2 separate regions of the Homo sapiens genome follow, and region 1 is linked to region 2. Evidence: chromatin loops called from intact Hi-C (ENCODE). Cell type or tissue: OCI-LY7. All regions are shown on one strand. Each heading gives the region's core, and the rest is flanking DNA. Links, peaks and the distances in the headings are about the cores only. Region 1 has its middle 120 kb from the start of NYAP2. Region 2 has its middle 49 kb from the start of CCDC195.

What was found. A loop is a pair of places that touch in the nucleus more often than their neighbours do. Peaks named below come from ENCODE experiments on the same cell type or tissue, not always from the same donor. Only the 100,000 strongest peaks of a DNase experiment are listed, where the experiment ranks them.
Region 1: it touches region 2 in a loop (8-fold over the local background); 1 of 110 quality-filtered maps calls a loop at or near these places.

Annotation. Positions count from the first base shown.
Region 1 is chr2:225,274,589-225,277,514 of GRCh38, reverse strand. No RefSeq gene overlaps it. Among named protein-coding and RNA genes, the nearest start is that of NYAP2, 120 kb to the left of the region's middle. In OCI-LY7, for the core only: no CTCF peak of the experiment used is centred there; DNase peaks (open chromatin) are centred at 1,164 and 2,564; H3K4me3 peaks cover 2,301 bases; H3K27ac peaks cover 2,500 bases.
Region 2 is chr2:224,665,689-224,668,614 of GRCh38, reverse strand. No RefSeq gene overlaps it. Among named protein-coding and RNA genes, the nearest start is that of CCDC195, 49 kb to the left of the region's middle. In OCI-LY7, for the core only: no CTCF peak of the experiment used is centred there; a DNase peak (open chromatin) is centred at 1,454; H3K4me3 peaks cover 2,345 bases; H3K27ac peaks cover 2,500 bases.

The DNA.
Region 1 (2,926 bases), core at 139-2,638, 610 kb before region 2:
ACGAAAATATGATATGAAAAAGCCTAGAAAGACACTACAGAAGAAAAGCTTTACTGATGTCATAAAGAAAGATATGATTCTATGGAGATGAAAAGAAGAAATAAAAAGATGGGAGTTCTCGCTAAATTATTGTGTGAGTCTAATATTGGGGTGAGCAATGTCTAGCAAAATCTCAATGATACTTTATATTAACAAAATCATTCTAAATTTTACCTAGAACTTGAGGCATGAAGAAAAATGTAGGCAATGATAGAAAACAATTGGAAAAAAAGTTATTATGGAAGAAGGCATTCTATCATTTATATAAACATTTAAAAAATATATAGGTTAAAAATTATCTCAAAACAATATAGAAGAAATATATTATTATAAAATGTTTTGTCTTAGTTGTCTGAGTATTTTGAAAATAAAAGGTAACCATACCTCTACCATATCAATTATAGGTAAATTATAAAACTGAATATTAAAAAAACTAACTTAAAACATAAATATTCAACAGGTCTTTTCAAGAAGGAAGTTGTTAAATGTAATGAACAAAATATGAGAGAAAAAGAATGCATTATTTCAAAATGTTCCATTAAAATTCATAAAGAAATTAACAGGCCAGGCCTGATGGCTCATACCTGTAATCCTAGCATTTTGGGAGGCCGAGGCAGGAGGATCACTTGAGCTCAGGAGTTCAAAACCAGCCTAGGCAACATAGTGAGAACTCATCTATATATATGTATATGTTTAAAAAAAAGGAATAACCAGGTGGAAACTAAAAAGTTCATTGGTAGGAAAAATAATGACAGTAAATAAACTTGAAGTTAAAATGATTTCACTCATTGATGAGGGAAAAACTAAATTATCTTGTAAGAGAAACCTCGGCATTTTACCTTATCCTCTCAGCCAAAACCATTTCAGTGAAATTTGAACAATTCCAAAGGCCAGCACCTGCATCTCTTTGCCCAAGGGCTTTCTCCATTTCATCTGGTAAAAGTCACCTCTTCTTGCAACCCCCAGCCAAGGAATAACAAGAGTAAGTAATGAGCCCAGCTCTCTAGTCCTGCAGATGGGATAACTCTGAATTTCTCAGTTCTGTAATGGGATTAAAGTTCACCTGTCTGTGCTGACAATCTGTTCAAAATGCACACTTAGGGGATTTCTTCTGTCCTCGTTTCATTTCCCCATTCTCCTACCAGCGTTTGTCAGGATTAGCAACCAAATTAACTGCTTATTTTCATATCCTAGCCTCATAACAGCTTCGGGTGAACCCAAGACAGACATTCACAAAAAAGGTGGGTTGTGCAGAGACAAATCATAAAAGAAGAAACATTGTCAAAGGTAAATTTATTTTGCCTCACAGGTTTCAAGGAAATGAACATTAAAGGAATAACTAATTTTTTTAATTAATCAGATTGTCTAAGATTTAAAACTAATCCTCAATGTTATAGAAGCACTATTCAGGGAATCCTTTTATACTCTACTGATGAGAATACAAATCTATAAAAACCATGTAAAAAGGGAATTTAGCAAAATCTATCTTTCCAAAATGTTTACACTCTTTTGCTCATTGGGTCCACTTTTATTATTTCTTTATTCATTTATTCACTAAATTACATTAAATTAAATGTGCTTTGATGCAAGGCATACTTTATGCTAAGTATAAAATCAGAGACTAAGGAACCCTAAGTGCAAACTCTCAGAGTGTTAGTTATGTTAGAGGAAACTAGTAAATGTGGAGGAGGCAGGGTTAATGAAGGAATAGACAAAATTTCCTTAGATTCCCTTATTTGTCTCCATTCCTCTTGGTCTGATATTGCACTGCCCTCAAGGTCCTGGCTCTGATACATGCCCTTGCTTAAGTGTTGATGTCTCCTGCTGGCCTGATTCTGGACCTTGACCCTTCCTAAGTTATGAAATTGTATTACTGGCATTGGCCTACCTATTTTTTCCTGGGTGCCTGACTTGGATCTCTTTCAGTTTTTAATATCTCTTCTCCCATAACTCAATGTTAACCACTTCCATCTTGTAACATATTATCACCCAAACTATTGCTCCATTTGCTAGCATGCACTATCAGGGTCTATGTTTTACAATCCATGTAAACAGTGATTGGAAAAAAAGATAAGACTAATAGACTTTAACATATACATCCCAGAGTCTAGGAATTCTCTTTAAAAAAAAAGATTCGGTAAAAAAAAATGTTAAACCATGAAAATCACCAACAAATGATAGGCACACTGTGTGTGTGTGTGTGTGTGTGTGTGTGTGTTTCTGTGTATGTGTGTGTTTAACTAAGAACATTTTTTTTCACAAGGGAATCTTTTCTGTTGGAATATTTTACATACAATGAATGATATTAACAAATAAAGATCTGAGGACTATGATCCTCAGGATATTAACTATGGGAACTTTAAAAAAATACCTCAAGTTTTTCCTAAACTCTTAACATAGGAAGATAAAATATTTCACAGTTCTAGGTTTTGAAATAGCCCCACACCCCAGGGATTCACTAGTGCTTAATCAATTGGCCACTGGCCAAGATGTTCTGGCATCGGCAAGAAGGTGCAGAGCTGTTGCCAAACCATGATTTACAGAAGTAACCACAGCTGATGATCAGGTCAGAGCTGCTGCTGAAGTTCTGTTCAAATAAATGCCAGGGAGTTGGGCTCCAACCTTAAGACTTGCATCTTGGTGACAGAAATGTACATATCAATCTCAAAGAGCATTACCTACCTATTTCTAGGAAGGTAAAAGATGAAATAAATGCATTGTGAAATTAAATAGGTACTTGAATTTACTGCCAGCATTTAAAAATGAAATTTATTTTTCATTCTATATAAAATCATCTGTCATATTTAACACTACATAAATTATATGGTGAAGTGTATTGAACTTCCTGGTCCAAATATATTTAAATGATCTCTCTGGCTTAGTGATG
Region 2 (2,926 bases), core at 120-2,619:
AGACAAGTTTATCTTTATGAGCCTCAGAATCTTCACTTATAAAATGAGGACCATAATTACTTTGTTCAGGCTGACATAACAAAGTACCACAAACTAAATTTATTATCTCACAATTCTAGAACTACAAGTCTGAGATCAAGAGGTTGCCAGGGTTGGTTCTTGCTGGGGGCTGTGAGGGAGAATCTGTTCCATGCCTCTCTCCGAGCTTTGGGTGGTTTGCTAGCAGTCTTTGACACTCCTTGGTTTGTAGATTTCTGCCTTCATCTTCACATGGTGTTCTCCCCATGAGACTGTCCGTGTCCAAATTCCCCCTTTTGTAAGGACAACAATCATGTTGGATTAGAGGCCTACCCTACTTTAGTATGACCTCATCTTAACTGATTACTATTATGTCTTAACAATGACATCTTAACTAGTTTTATTCCATTGTCTCCTGAAACACTGGGAGTGTGAGCCTCCTTTCTACCTTTACTATAGGTTATGACATATAATTATCATTTAAACAAGAGAAATGGCCCTTTCAAAATGGTTCTTGTATACTAGAAAGATAAATGATCTGTGTTTTCTTTATTTTACAAAATATAAGAAATATAGCAATTAGGAAAACCTTACCAATGCACTCAGGGTCTGAAAGCTGTGGGAAACAAAGCAATCACCTTGGTGCTTTCTCTGCTTTTAGAAAGAAACTTATTTTTTAAAATCCTGCTTTTAATTATATTACTTAGGCCCCAGGGTACTGAGTCTTTTCTAATTGTTTGCCTTTTGTATAAGGGTTTTTCCATTGTTTCAAGGTTTTATTTACTTACGTATAATTCAACTAATAGAATTGTTGACTCTCTTAGAAGTTAAGGTAGTTTGCCGGGTGCAGTGGCTCATGCCTATAATCCCAGCACTTTGGGAGGCGAAGGTGGGTGAATTACCTGAGGTCAAGAGTTCCAGACCAGCCTGGCGAGACCCCATCTCTACTAAAAATACAAAAATTAGCCACGCATGGTGGCTTATGCCTGTAATCCCAACTACTCAGAAGGCTGAGGCACAAGAATTGCTTGAACCCGGGAGGCGGAGGCTGCAGTGAGCCAATATTGTGCCACTGCACTACAGCCTGGGTGACAGAGTGAGTCCATCTAAAAAAAAAAAAAGAAATTAAGGTAGTTTAAAGGGTTTATTGTTTAACTTAATGATTAAATTCCCCATGTTGTCCCAAAATATGGCACTTCTTACAAAGAAAAGAGACACCATTAAAAAGTAAGTAGAATTGCGTAAGAGCAATTTTCAGAGTAACTATCTATTCTCATTATCCCCCAGCAAATTAGCCACTTCACAGATTATTTGCTGAAAACGTAAACTCTTATCAAAGACAGGATGTGAAAGCTAAGGTATTTGCATTACCATTAACCCTCTAGTGACTCTGCAACTCTGAAAGCTCTCAAAATATGTCATTTCTTGGCTGGCTGATCACCCAAATATGACAAAGACAGGTGTTATGGTTAATTTTATGTATCAACTTGACTGGCCATGGGGTGCCCAGATTAGACATTGTTTTTGAGTGTATCTGGGAGGGTATTTCCAGATGCAATTAGCATTTGAATCAGTGGACTCATTGAAGTAGACTGCTCTTCCCATGTATATGGGCATCATCTGATCAATTGAGAGCCTAAATAAAAGAAAAAGTGGAGAAAGGAGAAATTTGCCCTGCTCTGCTGAGCTCGGACACCTCATTTCAGCTTCTTGGCCCTCAGAACGTGATTTACATAATTATTTCTCCTGTTTTCCGTCCTTCTGACTGAATTGTACCACTGGCTTTCCTGGGTCTCCAATTTACAGATGGCAGATTGTGGGACTTCTCAGGCTCCATAATTGCATGAACCAATTTCTCATGAACCAATGCCTAGGTGACAGAGCGAGACTCTGTCTCACAAAAAAAATAAATAAATAAAAATGTATATATATATATCCATATGTATATTACTGGTGCTCTTTCTCCGGAGAACTCTGACTAATGCAGTTAAGGAACTATATATGCATCTAACTATGCATGCATATGTAATGCATGCAAGTTTTCTATAAAGTTGTAGAAATTTCTAGTTAGGGTCATCAGCATATGATCAGAGTCTGACCTTTTGTAAAACTCGAAGAAATATTCTCCAAACTCCTTCAAAATTACATTGCGGTCAATATATGGTAAGATAAAGAAAACTGGGTATGCTTTACACTTCAGCAATGTCTTCCTTTTTTTCTTTTTTTTTTTTTGAGACGAAGTCTCAATCTGTCACCTAGGCTAGAGTGCAGTGGCACGATCTCGGGTCACTGCAACCTCCACCTCCTGGGTTTCAGTGACTCTCCTACCTCAGCCTCCTGAGTAGCTGGGATTAAAGGCACCTGCCACTACGCCCGGCTACTTTTTGTATTTTTAGTAGAGACGGAGTTTCACCATGTTAACCAGCATGGTCTCCATCTCCTGACCTCGTGATCCGCCCGCCTCAGTCTCCCAAAGTGTTGGGATTACAAGCGTGAGCCATCGTGCCTGCCCCTAGTAATGTCTTTCTACATATTCCTTTAGTTAAATCACCTGTGAAAGGTAACATAACATTACCTTGCCTTTGTAAAATCCTTTATAATTTTTAGAATTCATTTGAGGGATTGAATTTGATCCTGTGAAGTAAGGTAAGGCACATTTTATTGTCCCCACTTTTAAAGGCAGACTCTAAAGCCCATTAGATTTTGCAGTCTTGTAGGAGATAACTACTGTTTTGGCCTGGCCAACATCCAGCCACCCTCTAGAAGTCAGTGCCTGGTCTTTCAAGGAACTAACCCTTTCCCAACACTTAGGTTACAGGATTAGATGAGTCGACCTCATACCCACAAACCTCCTGTCTCTAAAGAGAAGCATGTGATTCAAATTAGCCAATAGGTGCATCCCATTTCC